2 separate regions of the Mus musculus genome follow, and region 1 is linked to region 2. A link is a loop called in an ENCODE intact Hi-C map of the cell type or tissue named here. Cell type or tissue: left cerebral cortex. All regions are shown on one strand. Each heading gives the region's core, and the rest is flanking DNA. Links, peaks and the distances in the headings are about the cores only. Region 1 holds the start of Cage1 (cancer antigen 1). Region 2 holds the start of Gm52041 (a long non-coding RNA gene).

What was found. Peaks named below come from ENCODE experiments on the same cell type or tissue, not always from the same donor. Only the 100,000 strongest peaks of a DNase experiment are listed, where the experiment ranks them.
Region 1: a loop joins it to region 2, with 2.4 times the contacts of the local background. A loop is called at or near these places in 6 of 42 quality-filtered maps.

The regions. Positions count from the first base shown.
Region 1 is chr13:38,032,851-38,042,428 of GRCm38, reverse strand. It overlaps Cage1 (cancer antigen 1), which reads left to right and starts at 5,492. Exons shown (of 13, transcript NM_027724.2): 1 at 5,492-5,610. Riok1 (RIO kinase 1) reads right to left here and starts at 5,440. Exons shown (of 17, transcript NM_024242.3): 1 at 4,898-5,440; 2 at 2,155-2,356. The coding sequence starts at 4,968. In left cerebral cortex, for the core only: a CTCF peak has its summit at 5,150; a DNase peak (open chromatin) is centred at 5,246; H3K4me3 peaks cover 2,269 bases; H3K27ac peaks cover 1,205 bases.
Region 2 is chr13:37,964,739-37,974,316 of GRCm38, reverse strand. Ssr1 (signal sequence receptor, alpha) reads left to right here. Exons shown (of 8, transcript NM_025965.4): 8 at 1-2,916. Gm52041 (a long non-coding RNA gene) reads right to left here and starts at 8,039. Exons shown (of 2, transcript XR_003950625.1): 1 at 4,881-8,039; 2 at 1-4,078. In left cerebral cortex, for the core only: CTCF peaks have their summits at 3,264 (motif pointing right) and 4,759 (motif pointing left); DNase peaks (open chromatin) are centred at 4,099 and 4,776.

The DNA of each region.
Region 1 (9,578 bases), core at 2,940-7,939, 67 kb before region 2:
TACGGCTAACATTAGATTTATTTTTATTTATTTTATGTGAGTACACTGTCCCTCTCTTCAAACACACCACAAGAAGGCATTAGATCCCTTTACAGATGGTTGTGAGCCACCATGTGGTTGCTGGGAAGTGAACTCAGGACCTTTGGCAGAGCAGTCAGTGCTCTTAATGTCTGAGCCATCACTCCAGGCCCCCCTTAAATTCATTCTTAACTGTGTATTTTAAGCCTGACACTTCAAGAAAAGGAGTGGGGAAAGTAAGTACGAACAAGGTTCAGCACTTACACTGGTGTCCTGTACAACCGTAAGTAACACCAAAGAGAAGCAGAAGCAATACCCAAAACTCATAGCGAATGCAATACAGATTTCAAAGACAGGCGCTTAGCCAGGTGGTATTGGTACATGCCTTCAATCCCAACAGAGACAGGTAAATCGCTGAGTTCAAGACTAGCCTGGTCTATGGATTGAGTTTCAGGGTAGCACAGACATACACAGGAAAACCCTGTCTCAGGGAGGAGAAAAAAAGTGTTTAAACTAGTACAAAACAATTGCTGATTCCCTCTTGCATGAAACTCTGAGGCTTGGTTATCTTATCTGTAAAGAACTTAAAGAGATTTTCTACTAAATTTAACATGAACTTTGTTTTAGAATTAGTTATCTGAATTTATTTTATGAAGGTTTTGCCTGCATGAATGGATGTGCACCACATGGTGTCTAGTGCCCATAGATGCCATAAGAGAGCATTGGATCCCATGCAACTGGAGTTACAGATGATAGTGAGCTGCCATGGAGGTGGTGGGAATTGAACCCAGGTCCTTAGCAAGAGCAACATGTGCTCTAACCCACTGAGCTATCTCCTCAGCCTCTTTAACTTTTAAAATAACTTGGCTTTGAGATACAGAGCAGTAGTACTTGCCTAGTATGTAAAGGCCTTGGGTTTGACTCTTAGCACCACAATAGGTAAAAGTCAGACCGTATCACATCCATGCCAGACTGACTGACTGGACTCCTAGGATACATGGTAGGCAAGTGCTCCACAAATGCACTGTGTGCCCAATTATTATAATCACCAGGAACAAACAGTTACAGTAGCCAACAGTACTATATATATATATACAGTGTAACACAGTCCATGATGAAATTATCCAGTCTCACCAGTGACTTAGTATAGGAGTTACCAAAACTTACTTTGTATTCCAGGCTGGCCTTGAACTTGGGATCCTTCTAAACCTCTTCTTCACAGGTAGCTGGGGCTACAGTACTGTACCACCAGCTCAGCTACACTTCTCTAGTTACCAATGAGTTTCAATATTTTTCCCCCTGCTGTGCTGGGAAGCCAGGAACAGACCCCAGAATCTTTTGTACGCCAGCCAAATGCTTTACTATTGAGCTACATTCCCAGCCCCATTTCTGTTCCATAAATGGTCTACAGTTAATAGTTTAGTTGTGGCTTTTCCTTTGTATATTTTTAAGTTCATTCATCTTATGACACTTCAGTAACTATTAACATTTACTGATTATTGAAAGAATCCAAATACAAGAAATTATGAGAAATATGAAAAGCACAAAGAAAGAAAAAAAATCAGTAAAAGCCAGGGCTCTAAGACAATATATCCTACAGAATCACAAAGCCTTTTTAAAAAACTACATGGCCTGGAAAGATGGCTCAGCCCATAAATTATTCTCATTCAAGTCTGAGAACTAAGTTCAGTCCTCAGCACCCACATAAAAAGGCAAACTCAGTGGCAAACATCTGTGATCCCAGCACTGGGGCAGATGAGAGAGAGAAGGGTGTCTGGAAGACATGAGCCAGTGGCTGGCTAAACAGTGAGCTTCAGGCTCAGTGATGTCAGGACTGGAACTGGATCCCAGCACACACATAAGAACCTGCTTAGATGTTGTGGATCCCTGTTTAGTTATTTATCTGTAACTCCAGCTCCAAGGGAGGGACTTGGTATCCACTTCTGCCTTCCCCACATGCGCACAGGTATGTGCACACACATGTGTATACACTCACACAGACACATCCACACACATAAAGAAAAGATGAAGTGGAGAACTGTTGAGGAAGACACCCGGCCTGTCCCCCTCTCCCCCCACACACACACTGGAACACAGACAAGCAGATAACACAGATTTACAGAATTCCTTACACACCTGATAGTTACTGCCGCCATTCCAGGTACAACCCTTGGTGAGTTTTCCAGTTGCATCGTCCAAGTACCAATCATCATCATCATCATAGTCGTCTTCCTCATCGGTCTCAGCGTCGCCCTTCACCTCTGCTGCAGCATTCTGGAGGCTTTTAAGTAGAACGCCGCCATCTTCTGCATGGATTGGCTGCAGTTCTTTGTTTTCACTAGGAACAAGAATGTTCTGGCATGTTTATCCATCCTCCAAAGGGAAAAACACACACATACACACCTTACGTTCCCCAATCTGCTCCGTCTTCTTAACATCAAGTTCTCTGTCTCCTCATCTGCAGCAATGCTTTATTCTCCACGTCCGTGTACCGTCAGTGGGTGTTGGCTTTGCTTTTGCCTTAAGTCAAGTTAGAATTTACACTATCATCTTGGGTAAATGAACTGACTCTGACTAGTGCACAAGACCAGACTCTAGTCAAATCATTCATACACCTACTTTCAGGGGTGTGTGTATCAAAATTTGCCTTTCCTTAACTCTCTGTAATACCAGGAGCCGTAGCAAGACACTCCTAAGACACAAATAACTCCAAATCACCTTTATTTATAAAAGGAAGCAGTGATGGAGAGGCCCAAGACTACACAGTGAAGTGGGCCAAGTATAGGACAACAAGGGGGGACTATCAAGAGAAGTGGTCTAGAGAGACAAAAGTACAGCCAAAGGGAGGAGAGGTTCACAAAAGATGCAGACCCTGTTGTTACTGATCTTCCTAGTTTTTCAAGAAGCTAAAACACTCAATATTTATGTAATTTTTTTCACATAATTGCCAGGTTCAATTTTTTTTAAAACATTGTACATTCCAAACAAAACATATTTACCACCAAATTCAATAAAATTCAATTCAGTGTTGCTAGCTTTGACCTTTCCTGCCTCTGTGTCCCAGGTGCTAAGATTAAAGATGTGTGTACCTCACCTGACCATAAAAAGAGCCATTTTTTTTTCTTCTAGTTCTGAGGACCCAGAGCCTTTCCCTCTCTAGGTAATCACTCTGCCACAGACCTAATCCCCAGCACCTCAGGCCGCCCCGCCTCTCCCACCCCCTTCCCCTTTGTTGTTTAGTCTTGTTTGAGACAGAGCTCCCTGTTGGGTCTGGCTGCCCTGAAGACACTATGAAGCTAGAGCTGACCTTGAAATCATCAATATCAGATGCTTCTGCTTCTAGAGTGCTGGGATTAAAGACGCTGTACCACCACACCTGGCCCCCAATGGGTCTTAAATAAGTTCAGTCGTCAACTCCAATTTATTAATTGGCTACAGCCCACAGGGCTTTAAATGCCCACGGGCATGAGTAGGAAGGAGACTATCATTTGATAGCTGCAGTTTACTAGGGCTTCATAAGTATCATACATAAATTACTCTTCACTTACAAATCTAATAATCTAGACAGGTATGTTAAAGGCACAACTATGTGAATGCTCTCAACTAGTCAATCCTCTGCTGTGAGGTTGTCTTATGCGGAACTACCTACCAGATACCACTAGTGTCTCAGCCCAGGTGTGACATATAAAAATGTCTCTGGATTGGTGCAATGGCAAAATCAGATCCAGCAGAGGACCATGGGTGCAGTCTCACAATATCCTGCGTGTATGGGGCCTGTGGGCAAAGTAAGCTTGTCCCTTCTTCCCACTTAAACGCTTCCGTAAGGATTTCTCTGAGATGATGTGCCCATTCCTCAGTGGAAGGCTGGAAATCTCCAACATCTCCGGCTAAGCCCTACTTACCCTCTATTTACCATATGTTATTGATCACTCATTTTTTTCCTTTGTACTATTCACCAATTTTAATTCAAATAATTTACCTCGTGTGAATATCTATCTCCCCTAGCAGAGGCCAACCCCTGTGGCAATCAAAACGGTAGTCACCAATATTTCCCTACCACTCGATCTGACACACAGAGTGGTCAATATATATACTTATCACAACCGCTCACAATTGATGAATAAAATCTTCCTGACTATAAGGTACGCAAAACTCTTTGTTGTTTCAAAATGGCTATGTGTAAATTCTCTTTTCTTTTGAACGGGAAGTTTTCCGTCACTGCTTGCTTTTGGACCTCACATCCAATTTCACCACAAAACCTCAACACTGCTACCTCGAAGTCGTTCTACGACAGCAGCTCTAGGAGCCATCCGGTTTGAAGCTGGTTATTTATTTATTTACTGATTCTCTGCTCCACTCCTCTCTACGAACATCTTCTACATGACTCACCAGTTCCTTTAATTCATAAATCAAATGACGGATGCTCTGTCGCTGCAAAAGCCCTCCTCTGGCCTGTAAGACCTGAACAGGATCTTAACTCCTCACAGTCACTTGGAAGGCTCGACCTGGCTGGCCTCCCTTTTTTGCCTCAATTCTCTCCGCTACGCTGTAGGTGCTAGCCTCTTGGTTTGCCCTCCTTTCCAAAAAGACAGTAGTGACTTGATTTGTCTTGTTCATCATACTCGCAGAGGTAAAACTTTTGCTCACTGTGTATGGAAGCCTGTATGAAGAAAAGAAAGGAAAAAAAAAAGGCCCACCTTCCTCAGTGGTCCCCAACTCTTGCTTCTCTGCTAAACGTCCCGGGACCCACTGACAGGTAGGTAGCTTTCACAAGCTGCTCACCCCGAGAAAAATCCAAAGCCGTCAGCTGTCAGCTCCCCGAGCCCAATGTGGAGCTGGCGGAATCGGAGGAGTCCCTGTGTCACCACCGGCCGCCTACCTGTCTGAGGAATCCGCGTCGTCAAATTGCCCGGGGACCACCGAAGCCATCCTGTCCAGACTGCAGTCCATGGCTAGGGGTGTGAGCCTTCGGCGCCCCTGAGGCCGCGATCGGAAGAGCCTGCTTCCCACCTAGAGGATCCAAACGCGTCTCCGCGATTCCCGCCCCTCAAATCCCTCGGCAACCGCCAGGCCCAAGAAGGCAACGACCAGGCGCCACCGGGGTGTCAGGATACAGGGTTTCGGCAAACGCGGCCACCAACAGGCCGGAAGTGCAACGCCGGAAGTATGCCACCAGCAGGGCCTCTCCAAACCCTAGTGCCCTCAGGGAGCATGCGCGTGACGGTGGCCGGGAAAGACCAATCCGCGATGTGAAGTGGGCGTGGTGCGTTGTTTGTAGCGTGGGATGTGTAGCTCTTGTTGCTCCCCAGCCTTTCGTTCTTGCTCCACCATGGCGTTTACGGTCATAGGAAGTCAGCCTGTTTTTTTTTTCCTCCGGCTGCTCCTGAAGACTTGCGTCCTCTGACCTTCTTCCTCTGGACCCAGGTGCGGTCCGGAGGACGTCACACTGGGGCGTTCGAGCGCCCTGCGACGCACCAGTTGGTGCCCTCGGTGGGGACGGTTGGAAGGTGTTCTCCCTCCCGCGGAGCCGGTGTGCCGGGAGGAAACCCGGAATCCTTAGCCTGAGTCACAGAAGCTCGATGGATCATGGAAGTGAGCACACTTTTGCTCTCTAGAAACGTTGGTGCGTTGTTTTGAGATGCAATGATACAAGTGGTTGGTTTTTGTTGTTTTTTTTTTTTTAAGTTGGGAAGTTCAAGGTTTTTTTTTGCGTTTGGCAGGAACTCTTGTGACACCTCTTTCTGCCTTTATTAAATGTTAAAATGTTAAGTATTATCTAGCGCGCGCTTGTGTATGCGTGCTCCGTGAGTGAAGTTCAGAGAATAACTTGAGGGCTTACTCCTTCCACCTTGGGCTCCGGGAACCGAACTCTGGTCGTCCGCGCTTTTTCCTGTTCAGCCATCTCACAAGCCCTCATTATCTTCAAACGGTTTTAACTCAAGCCGAGCGGTGGTGGCACACGCCTTTAATCCCATCCCTTGGGAGGCAGAGGCAGGCGGATCTCTTGAGTTTGAGGCCAACCTGTTGACAGGAGGGGCTACACAGAGAGACCCTGTTTCCTCGAAGAAGAAGAAAAAGAAAAGAAAAAAAAAAACAAACAAACAAACAATGGATTTAGGTAGAATGGCTAACCAAGCCTGGGTGGTGGTGGCTTGGTTCAGCACCTGGTTGGGCCAGTCACAACTACTATAATTCCGGTTCCAGAGGATCCTACACACACATGGCACGGGTATACTAAACAGGCACATACATTTTTTAAAGTGTAGTTGCAAGTCACAGGCCCATGGAAAAGAAACATTTTGCGTTTGGAAAGTGATTTAAGGCACTAACACATCCCTGTCATCGAACAGGTAGTGTTTATTTGCAGGACGGGAAAGGTGAGCCCAAGGTTGAGTCCTCCAGCAGCCCTGCCTAGCTTCCTTAGCCTACTTGGTTTTTTACAGTTTACCAAATGATGACATCGATTTGAAAACGTCTTCAGTAAATAAGTAATCTAACAAAGTCATCCAGGCAGACAGGTACTAAGGATAGACTGAGACAATCTGATAATATGCCACTAGAATGGGGGGTATTTTCAGCCTGTGTTTTAACTGTGTAGACCAGAGTTTCTTAACTAAAGATCATGGCCCCATAATGGGGTGGGGAGAGTCATGATAAATTCTCCACACCCAAAACTTGATTCATAATTTAAACGGTGGGGTGAATCTGACAAATTTCGGGCAATATTCACCCATGATAACTTCACACAGCTTTCACTGTTCTCACCACTATACCAACTCACAGCAGCAAACTGCCTGAAATACCTCTGTTCAGATTTGAAACTTATATGTTCCTGTTAGGGTCCAAGAATAGCTGAAGGAAGACCCCAGACTCAAATAGGATGCACAGGCAAGAAGAGTGTTTACTGAAGAAATTACCAGCATTCAGGGGCCAACCATTTATCAAAACGGCAACCACCTGAGGGGCTCATGGACCCCTTTAATGGAGGGCTAAGAGAATTTTCCAGAAGGATTAGGTAACCTCCAATAGGGGGGCAACGCAGTAACATTAGTACAATTCTGATTGGTTGTTAACCTAGTTTCATTGTAATTGCTGAGACCAAAGAATTTTGGAAACCAGCTCTGTTCTGGCCTTGTTATCTCCTCCAGCTAGGTGGCCTCCAGCAGTTCCAGACTTAGCCTCCCTAAGTCAGGGCCATCTGACTGAAGGCCCATTGTCAGCAACTCCTGGGGAACCCAGTGTGCCTCCCAGGAAATGAAAATTTTATTCCCAAGGCTTTGGACTTCTCATTATGAACTGCAGAGTTTTTTTTACTGTACATTGCAGTTTTCTGGTCTTACAGAAATAATCGTTTCATTACAGAAAGCAGACCTAATGTTTTCCTGGTTCCATTTCTCAGCAGATAAATATTAAAATAGTATATCTTTGGATGGTATTATGTCAGATAAACACATCTAATTAGTATGTAAATTTGCTTTCCTATTTAACAGGTAGTAAAATTATATGTATATCAAAAGAATTTTAAAATAAATTTCTGTATAATTTATTATCAGTAAGTGTTTTGTTTGTAATTCTACTTTATGTGCATGTAAACTTTACATAGTGAGTAGGAAAAGTTTTAAAAGCCATGAACTAATCTATCCCACTAGATGTAAAAAGAGAAGACTGTAAATAGGAAAATCAGGGGCTAGAGATGTGGGTGCAGCTGGGAAAGTGCATACTGCTCAGACAAAGGACTGGAGTCTGGTTCCCAGTGCTCAGGTCAGGTGACCCCCCTCTTCCTGTAACTCCAGCTCGGACACCACTGGGGACACCACTGGCTTCCCAGGACTCCTTGAATCACAAGCACAGACATGCACAGACATACAAATACATGCACATACATAATTACATCTAATAGGAAAATTAGGCCCAAGAAAGAAGAGAGCTGGCATGGAACAGGACTGGTGTGTGTGCAGGAAGTATTGAGAAACTCTAGACTCCTTGCTGGACAATTACAATGTGGATATGGAAAGTTAGTGACACCCTTGCAGCTTAAGACTGAACAGTAGACAGTGGTGACTTATGAGAGAGCAACGCAAATATACCATCACAGAGACTGTAAAGCTAGACAGTTGGTGCGCTGGCTTTTGCCAGCTTCATACACTATTTGAGTCACATGGGGAAAGGAAAGCTCGATCTGGGGGCTCTCCATCAAACTGCCCTGTGGGCATTTCTGTGGGGCAATTTCTTAATCATGTATTGTTGCTGGAGGGTCCAGCCCACTGTGGTCTGGGCCATTCCTGGGTTGATGGGCCTGGGTTGTTTTTAAAAAGGTAGATGAGCAAACCAATAAGCAGTGGTCTTTTCCAGTTCTACTTGAGTTTCTGCCGCGTTCCCTCAGTGATAAACTGTGAACCAGAAGTAGAAGCCACAACCCTTCCAAGTTGGTTTTGGTTATGTTTGTTTGTTATAGCAACAGGAAGCCAACTCTGGAAGGTTCGAGGAGAGGCACAGGCTCAGTCAGACGGCTGGGATGTTAGAAAGCATCCCTTTGTACGGAGTAGTACTGGGTAAATGATGTGGATGTAGGGTTTGAATGCCTCATGGACAAACAGAAGAATTTGGATTTTATGGCTACACCTACATATCCTATCTCCTGATGGATGTGTATAAGAATACAGATCAGGGGGCTGGAGCGATAGATAGCTCAGCCATTAAAAGCTAGGTGCACAACCAAAAATATAAGAATACAAATCAGGACTGGAGAGATGGCTCAGTGCTTAAGAGCATTGACTGCTCTGTCAGAGGTCCTAAGTTCAATTCCCAGCAACCACATGGTGGTTCACAGCCATCTGTAATGGGATCTGACGCCCTCTTCTGGAGTGTCTGAAGACAGCTACAGTGTACTCATAGACATAATATTTAAAAACAACAACAACAAAACACAGATCAGTAGTGAGGACAGGAGCTAGAATGAACACGTGGATTATGGACAAATACACAAGGGAAAAACAGACAGAGTTGGATAACAGTAGCTATGGGAGATAATTTAGGACTTCTACCATGCCTCTAGGTTTCCAACTTTTGTCTAACGTCATGAAGGTAGACCAAAATGAAAGCAGAAACTGAGGCTGAATATCATGGGGGCAGCTCATAGTTCCAGCAATCAGAAGGCTGAGGCAGGAGAATTGCCATGAACTTACGGCAGCCCAGGCTACAGAGAAAGACCCTCTCTTAAAAACAAAACAAATTTAAACCCAACAGGTATGGGGTAGGAAAACCTGTACAATGTTGGATTTGACTTAGTGTGTTGAAATAGCAATAAATAGAAATTTTGTGAAAACTAAAAAGTTTCTGATAGTAGTTTGGAAATAGTAGAACTTCTTTGCTTTGCAGAACATTATTAGATAGAAGCTACACACATTGGCTTGACTTTGGCCAAGTCACTATTTGCTGTGATACCAAGTTGGAAAATGGCATTTTAAAATCTAGAGTAGTGAACTTTATTTTTCAAGAAGTTCTTATGTGTGTGCCTGCATAACACATGTATTCGGTTCCCAAGAAGACCAGAAAAGGTG
Region 2 (9,578 bases), core at 1,896-6,895:
CCACCCGTGACTGGTGGCTCCTCCTGTGAATGTGTGGTACTGTTGCACTGCCCATGAAGTACAGGGAGGGGCGACAGGGTGCTTCGTGGATGTAGATGAGAAGGAATACAGTCCACTAACTATGCAAGGACAGTTCTTTCTTGGAAGAAGAGTAAAAGTGCTAAGTGTGTGTGGGTGACTAGCGTGGGTGCGCTAGGCTCAGTCCCCAGTACAGAAGGGAAAAGGTAGGAAGGGCATGTAGTGTGCCTAGTCTGGTGGGTTAGTGATGAACCAGAGGGAGAAGGCTGGCAGGGCAGGTCTTACAGTCAGCTTACAAGCTGGTGGCTCTTTGTCAGCATGTTTAAAGCGGTTATATTTCCAGTGAAGTTGTTGGCCTTCAGAAAACCATGAACTTACCTCTCAGAATTCCTTTCAGCACCTGGCAGTGGCACATGCCTTTAATCCTGGCACTTAGGAGGCAAGGCAGGTTGGTCTATGTGAGTTTGAGGCCAACCTGGTCTACAGAGTGAGTTCCAAGATAGCTAGGGCTACACAGAGAAACCCTGTCTCAAAAAAAAAAAAAAAAACCCACAAAAAAAAACAGGAGACTTTTCAGAAATCAAACTAAACTAACCAGCCAGCCAGAGCTTAAATTTGTTGAAGGAGGTTCTTGAAGTCTGAAGGCATTTTAGACAGGAGACTGAGAAGTACTGAAGAATGGCCTATACAGAGTTTAGAGCACTAGCCGTAGCGTACAAGACTGCGTTCAGTTCTCAGCACCAAGAAATAAAGGTGTCAGTCAGAGTAGGATTATCAAGCTCTTGCTCCTGACCGAGCACTTGTCCCGACCAACACCAGTGCACAACACGTAGCTGCTGAGCCTTGTGGCTGAACCCTTCCTCTCCCCCATCCTCTCCATCACTGGCACTTGGTCTGCTTCTTGAAAGCCTGGACTTAAGTCCTACAGATCCTTCTCTGTGTCAGCTTCTCTTTTGTCAGAGTGTCCTCTGTGCTTCTGGCTGCCTCCGTTCCCCTCGCAAGGCTCGTGGTCTTTCATGTTTCTTTTGATTTCTCCCTGGCTGGCCAAGCCTGCTCTCCTAGGATTGTGTGGCCACCTTCACTTAGTTCTTTGGCTTCCATGAACCCTAAGTCCATGCCAGAGATGGTGATGCTGGCCCGGGCTAGCTCCAGCTCTTCTCACCACTCTGCCGTGCTGGGCTTGCTTACTCCAGTCCTTGGTTCTCTGATGTAAATTATTTCCTTCATGACCATTCTAACTGCCTGTGTCACGTTAGTCTTTCTTTTCCCTGGGCCAATAGCAAGTTTACTGTCCTCTGAGGCCTCTGTCCAGCTCTGGTGTCGCTTATTGACACCCGACTTCCTTTTATCCCGCCGCTATTAATGAGTGACAGCTGGTCTTAGTTCTGCTTCAACTTAACATTAAATTTTGGGTCTCTCTACTTTCTTCTCGGTTCCCTTCAGCTGGAGCTGCTATTCTAACTTAGCACTTCCCCCATGTGTGGTTTCACGCAGGGTGGCTCAGGCAGGTTCATTTATTAGAGAGCCTTACAGTGTGAGGGTCTTCACGGTGATGTGTCTGAAGGTGTTGTTTGGGTATCTTGTGTGTCTCTTCAGTGAAAATAGAGGGAATGAACCAGTAGTTCTCATGCAACGTTGATACACATTCCACGCGAGTGTCAAGATGACCGTGCTAAATCTGGTGAGCCTGACACTCCTCCCTGTTCTCAAGGTGCATCCCACTGTTAACAGCTGATGGGGAAGGCATCTCGGCTATATACGAACTTTCTCGAGTACCAGCCGTGTGACTGGTGGGTCCTGAGAGATGAGACGCACAAAGACATCTTAAAAATACTAAACAGAAAAAAAAAAGAAAAACAAAAAACTAGTCCAGGTATGATGGTGCCTGCCTTTAACCCCAGCACTTGGGAGGTAGAGGTGGGCAGATCTCTTGAGAGATCTGGTCTATGTAGTGAGATCCTGTCTAAAAAGGAAGTGCAGATTCGATCATCATTTTGCTCAGAATTATGTTTTTAAAAGGTAGCATACTCTACTTACAAAAATATTGCCATTTCAGATAACAAAGACACGTCATAGAATCAAGGCGACTAACAAAAGAATTTCATTCTAAACTTGATAATCCCAGCGACTTGGGAGGCTGAGGCAGGAGCGTCGTGACTAGTAGACCTGCTTGAGCTGCAGAATGAATTTCAAGACCAGCCTGGGCAATGAAATGAGACTGTTCAAAGAGCCAGGGATGGAGCTCAGACGTAGAGAGCTTGTTCAGGATGTGTGTGGCCCTGGGCTCCATCCCCGTCCCCCAACACACATGTGCTGCTGGGCTGCTGACTTTGCGGGTCATGGTCACAAAAGACACATGAGGCTTCAAAGACCTTCCCTCCTCCCGTTCCCACTGATAATAAGAGTTTGGGTTTCCAATAATCACACACACACACACACACACACACACACACACACACACACACACAAAACACGGTCCAGCCAGTTGACTGTTCTGTCAGCTGAGGCCGTTGAACCTAGATCTCTATCCAAGCTCTGCTCTTCGAAGTCACGCTGTTGATGTGCCTCGCAGAAAGGCCACTCATCTTGAGGCTGCAAGCTTGGAGAATGTGGCTTTATCACTAATGCTTTCGGTCTTCTCTGTGAAAGAAAAACATGCTCTGGAGAATTAGAAAAACAGAGGTCTGTAAGAACCAGTATTTCTATGTTTTTTTACCAAACACTTAGAACAGTGTTAAATTTCAGATTAACCTTTAAATGCTAAATCTAAAGCGACATATAACCAAAATGTGGACGCAGTCTTTGAGCAAGGGTGGTGGGTTTTTTTTCCCCTTTCCAAAATGTTTGTAAAGTGCTTATATTTTATAATGAAAGCAATAAATATGAATGTTGAATTTATCTGGGCCTCCAAAGATGAGTGTGATCCTGAAAGCTTTCCTGTTTAAAAAAAAAAAGCAATGCTTACACTGTGTTATCGTATTTCCTGTTGGAAGGACAGATAACCATTTACAGAAGGCTCTACAGGTATTTTTATAGGGCCCAGCTTCCTCACTGTGAACTTTGAACGCCCCGTTCTCCCCTCTGCTCTGAGCTCAGAGCATGAGGTCCAGCCTCCATGTTCAGTGCTGCGTGCGTTCCTGTCCCACCCAAGTCAGGACATTGTCTCTGCCCTGCTGAATATCTGAGGACTTCCTTTCCACTGGCACTCATGAGGATGTGGTGCTGCACTGTGGCCTGCAGGGTGCACCAGGGCCTAGGTTAGAGCATCCCTGCCTTGCTCTCACATCCTCTCCAGCCTCTCCCCATCTTCCAGCCCCAACACTCAACTCCAGCAGCAGGGCCTTAGCAGTTGACCTCGGGATGCTTCCCTGGCCGTTTGCGTCACACAACCTTGTCGGCTTCTTATCCCCTGTTCCTTATGTTGTTTCACTCTTATGAAATAAATGTGAGCTTTAGGATCAGAACTGCTGAAAGACGAGGGATGTGGGTCAGTGGTAGATCAGTTGCCTCAAACACACATGGCCCTACATCGTACACCTAGCCCAGCCAAAACCAAGTCACCAGACTGAGTCTTGAAACAGTTCCTGAATAGTAGGTGTCGGATGATAGGAATTCTTTACACAGTCACACTGTGATACATTTGCAAATAAGGAAATTAATAAGTACAAGATAACATGATATAAAAAAAAAAAGCAAAAAAAACCTTCCACTCTTAAGCTACAAAAAACTGCAATTGGAACACAGGTTTGTGTGTGTGTGTGTCCCAAGCAGTCATGTGACTTTGCTGCCTTCCACACAGTATTGAGGCTCTTCTCCCCTGGCCCCTCCAGAACAAAATTACCTCCTGGTCACTATCTACTGAAAACACAAGGAGGTGTTTGTAGGTTCACAGGCTACACCTCAGGCTGCCTCACCTTGAGTCTGTGCAAAGAGCCAGTGGCATCTGGAATTGAAGACTGCTGCTCAGCTGACGTTTGTGAGGGACAAGCAAGCAAGACAGAATGGCAGCCAAGTGCACAGTGTTGCTGGAAATCGTTTCCTGCGAGATTATCACGTGGATCTGTAAAAGGCGTGAAAACATGACAGCTGTAGCTTGGATATGAAAGACTTGTTCGGAGACTGACTTGTAAGCACAGATACTTTCTTGCATGCATAATGACCAGGCGTTACCAAATGGTGCCAAGCAAAACCATTTGCCTCTCACAGACAACACAAGCTGCTCACCAGCTATGACTGCATTAGAAGGAGAGAGAAGAGACCTGGAAAAGTCTCTGTAGAAGGTTAGCCCCTTCAACCAGATCAATCGCTGCCACTGAGAGCCATCAGCTGATGTTACTAATAATTAAGTGAATTTTGAAAATCATGAAGAAGATGAATACATTTCAAATGCATATAAAATTTTCTTATTGGAGATATTTACTTTCACCTGTGGAGAATTTTGTTTGTTTGATTTCTTCGTAACTTTAAAGAGATTATATCCCCCACTGCAAGGATCTTCCTAATGATTGATAAATATAGCCGGGCAGGCAGAATAGCTCAGTAGGTAAAGGCATTTGCCACCAAGCCTGACAACCTGAACTGGATGTGGAAGGAAAAGCTGACCTCACAACGTTGTCCTCTGATCGTATACACACTACGATGCACACACAGTAGTAATAATAAAGTTAAATAATTTAAAAGCATTTTTGGAGTTACCCTAAACTCCCTTGAAGCCAGTCTGCACGGGTGTGTTTTTGCTGCCCTCTGCTGGTCGTGGAGGGTATGGCGGTGACCGAACCACCCATTCTCGGAGCCTCCCTCCCAGCCCCTTGGTATTGCCTGAAAGCCAGAGAAGCCTGGGAAGACATCACTCCTAAACACACCTATTTACTCGGGTTGATCCTTGGCGCAGCGTGTCTATAACGGCCCCACTTCAAGTTACACATCGCAGCAGAATGGAAAGTACTTCTTTACCGAGACATCCGTGAAATGCTCTTGGACGGATTGTCAGTAGGAAGATGAACGCTGTAATAAATGTGCTCCCACATGGGCACATTGAGCAACCAGCCACACTCAGCGAATACTCTCTAGACTCGTTTTGTCTCCCCCAACAGCAGCAAGCTTAGCAAAGAAAGCTGGCCTCTCCTCCGCATTGCCTGACACGGGGGCCTTATTTTATGTCCTGATGGCGTGCAATGAGCAGAACAGTCCTTTCCACTCCTTGGTTGACAGTACCATAGAATGGCTCAGCACACAGGATGAAGCCTTACCTGAATCTATTCACGCACTTAACTGCCTGCGCAACCTTCCTCTGATCCCCTCACTTGGCTTGCCTATCTCTTTACCCTTCAACGACAGATAATAGCATCTAGGGTTACTAGTTAATCAAATGGAGATTTCTAAATCTCTTAGCTTATCTCACTTTTAAAAAAAAAATGCAGCATGGGCTGGAGAGATGGCTCAGAGGTTAAGAGCACTGCTCTTCTGAAGGTCCTGAGTTCAAATCCCAGCAGCCACATGGTGGCTCACAACTATCCGTAATGAGATCTGGCATCCTCTTCTGGTGTGTCTGAAGGCAGCTACAGTGTACTTACATATAACAAATAATAATAAAAAAAATGCAGCATGATCAAAAAAAATCTGATCTGAGTGCCTGACCCACAGTAACTTTGTTTCTTCCCAGTATAAGCAGGGATTGTGTGTCTGTCACTGAAAGCACTTTGGCATGTTTTTTTATACATATCATGTCCTATTTAAAAGGCTTGCTCCTCTCATCCTCCCTTGCTCCATCTATCTCCAGGCATGCTATCTTCGGGTCTTGCTCTTGTGTATGCAGCCAGCCACACTGCCTGCTGCTGGATACTCACAAATGTGCATGGTTGCACCGGGCTCCTGCATGCTTATAAAGTATGTGCCAGAGGCCAGTGTTCTTCAGTGGTGATGGTGGGGTCCGGTCATGGCACTGTCAGAGACTTGACCCACTCTCCTAATGGCTATTCTCGCCCCTTCTGAATCCACCCAGCATTATGTGGGTTCTGGGGATGCAAATCTTAGTCCTCACACTTGCGTGGCAAGCCTTTTATGTACTGAGCCATCTCCCAAGCCCCTCTCGTCACTTTGCAAGGGAGCTGTCTTGGACTCCCTCCCTCATAATGAAGGTAGGTGTCTCTCCCAGGCACAGGTTCATTCACACGGAGTTCTGAAGGTGTGTACGCTGCCATTGACAGTGGAGGTCATGTCCATGCCTTGTTTCCTTAGACAACAACGACGACAGCTCCCCGTCTGGAGTCTGGCAAACAGCAGGCGCTCAAAACATGCAAACAGTGGGCGCTCAAATCATGCAAACAGCGGGCGCTCAAAACATGCTGAAGGAACTCAGGAATGAAAATGGCGCTGATTTGGTTTGTGGAGCAAAGCTCCTTCCCTCTCGGTATGAGTGCTCTGTGTCTGTCTGCTTTACTCGCAGCATGGCAAAACATTTGTTTCTCACACCGTGTCCCTCTTGAAGCAGGAAGCTCTGATGAAATCTCAGTGAAGAGGCCTGCTTGTTAGGCCTTCTTTCTGGGAGGGACTCAGAATCTGGGGCCAATTTTAATAACTTTGAACTCCCAGCTTAGCCTTTTATCTGACTCTCCTTAGGAGGAAGAGCGTGGCGGGGGAGAATCCCGGTCTCTTTGATGGGTGAAGTGTTTGGCTACATCACAGCATAAAGGCGCCTTTATAATAAGATGGCCCGAGGCCCCATCGCCCTGTCTCACCAGCTTCAGACCCCGGGGAAGTGGCTGCGGACACATCTAGCGGTGTCTCAGGTCATCTCCCTTTGTTTGCTCTTTCAGGCGCAGAAAGAGAGAGGCGCGCTGAGGAGACCCTGCAGCTCAGCCATCCGGTGGTCTCAGGTGCAAGATGTGTCTGCTTCAGCTGCTTCCGGAAGTTGCTTAGACCAGCGGCCCCTGCGGCCTGGATGTCTTCTCTGCACCAGCTTGCTGCTTATGAAATTTAGGACAGCACCAACCGCTTGACTAGACCCCTCACGTGGGCCCTCTATGAAGTCGCCGCTGGAAATGGCTGTGTCACTAGGGCGTTCTGGCTGATGAATAACAGCTGTTGTGTTTTGTGTCTGGCTGGAGTGTTCCCAGGAAACCCGGCATCTCTTACAGCTCGTGTGTAGAAGGGGAGGAGCCCCAGCAGCCAGGAATGGGGAAACCTCAGGCCCAGCTCTAGGGCCACTTGGGTCAGCGGGCTCTCATGTCCCCTCCTCATCTATGGCTTCATGACAAAGATGGCAGGAGACAGGATTCTGTGTGAAGTAAGCTAGCCCGTACCTCTTTGACTGAACATAACTCAGCAGCTTCCATGACCATTTGAAGAAATATTCACTGATGAGTGTCTACAGGCTGGGCTTACAAGAGGCCTCATAAAGGGTTGAGTGACTCCACCTTTTCACAGTCCATAGACCCTGGGGGCGGGGGAGGTGAGCCAGGCCCCAAACTGAGTAATGCTTCATGCAAATGGGAGTTATCCGGAGGCAGGTGGATTCCCCCAGCTGGCTTTCAGATGCTGGCTTCTGTGTGTGTGTGTGTGCGTGTGTGTGTGTGTGTGTGTGTGTGTGTGTGTGTGTGTATGTGTGTGTGCTCACTGAGAACTTGAACTCTGCTGATGTGACTTGAATAGAATTGCTTTGAATCAAATTGCATGGAAATAAACTGATGTGAAAGGCTTACAGACACATCTGAACCGCGCTGGGTGCCAGGCCTCGGGAGGTCAAAGGTGAAGGCAATCGTTTGCTCCATCTTCACAGGTGTGTGCAGTGACGGTGCTGCGGGACTCATGGAAAGGGCACATTTGGAGCTTTGGGTGGAGGCAGGAGACTGGCCACAGGAAGCAGCCTTGCACCCGACATTGGCTCACCCTGGTCATACACAGTCACATACCGGGTAAATCAACAACCTCTCCAGTGAGCCACGAGCGCTTCCCACACCCCCACGTTCATCCCACTCCTGTCTAAGGCAGACTCTGGAATCTCAGGGGGCTGGCTTAAGAGCCTGCTTAAAAAAAAAGTCTGAAAGAACCCCTGGGGAGGTGGGGTGCTGCTGCATCTCAGCAGGGTGGCCAGCACCCCACTTTTCCTAACTTCATGGTTCACTTTATCATAGATTCGAATCGACACTTTGCGCCTTCCATGCTCTCGAGCACATAGAAAGCCCTTCCGTTCTTTTTTTTACGATTCTGAACTCTTTCTCTAGATCAAACTCAGAAGCCAGGGTGGGGCCCCCGGAAGTCCCAGGTAATGCTTGATCTCAGGAGTTAGAGGTCAAAGGAGGCAACACAGCGAGACCCAACTCAGATATATGGACAAATAAATACTTGAGTCCAGACTCAGGACCCAGCAGATGGTGTGAGGATGTAGAGGATCGAGGGGAGACAAAACAGACTCCCACTGGCCAGTGATCCGTGGACACCTGTTGGGTACCTTCCCTTGGAGTTTGACTTGTGATCTATTGGATGGGGTGCAGTTCCAAGAACAGCCGACAGAGGACGTCAGCATCCAGGGTCACAGCAGCAGCCCCACCACAAGTGACAATGCTGGCTTCCTCAATGCCCAGTTCTCTTTTAGAAAAAGAAAAAGCGACAGCCGACATGTCCCAGAGAGAGACGACATCACTCTTGCAGTAACTACCTTTTTGTTATTTTTATTTTTTGAAACAAACACGCTCTCATTGTTGCGGTCCAGGATGACCTTAAATTGACCTTGCTGATTCAGTTGGCCTGAGGGAGGGAGGTCACACCATCACTGTTCCAGGGCATCTGGATGCTCCTCGGGTGACGAATGTGTGGTCACAGATAGACAGAGAATCACCAACCTTGGAGGAAAGGACTTGGGAAGGAAGGCCAGAGCTACAGACAGGCGCTCTGTGGGCCCCACACTGATCATTGATTAGGGCCTCCCAGGTCATCCAATCAGAAAGCAGGGTGGGTGGGGCCAGGTTTGGGAAGAAGAGTTAAACTGTCAGTCAGGCTCCCCTGAAGAGGCCAGACACCGAGGACATGGGAGTGAGGCCTGCCTGATGGAGATTGCGTTCGATTCTTTGGATGTGAACCAGCCTCATTTTGTCCGGGTGCCCCACTCTGTAGGGTCCTGGTAGTCAGGTGTTCTTTCACAGTGACAAGTGGTGGCGGGGAAGGAGACAGGTGTCTTTTAGTCCCCCACCTCCACTCCCACTCCCCCCAAGGCCTCCTCCGTAGCTGGTTGTGGTGGCACGCACCTTTGATCCCAGCACTCTAGAGGTGGAGAGAGAGAGAGAGAGAGAGAGAGAGAGAGAGAGAGAGAGAGAGAGACCTCCATGACTTCCCAAAGACAGGAGAGTAAGCTTATGCAGCTGCTTTCTGCAGGCAAGAAATGGCCCTGTGTTGGCCTCCTGCCACAGAGTAACCCCGAGTGAGGACGCCTCTTTCAGGTCCTCTGAGGGAAGGCCGGGGTGAGGCCCACACAGCAGCTTCTCAGAGTTCGAGGCTGGTTGGCCACCCCTTTGCAAGGCAGCCAGCCTACTTGGGATTTTCACAGCCATTGTCCCTGACTGCTA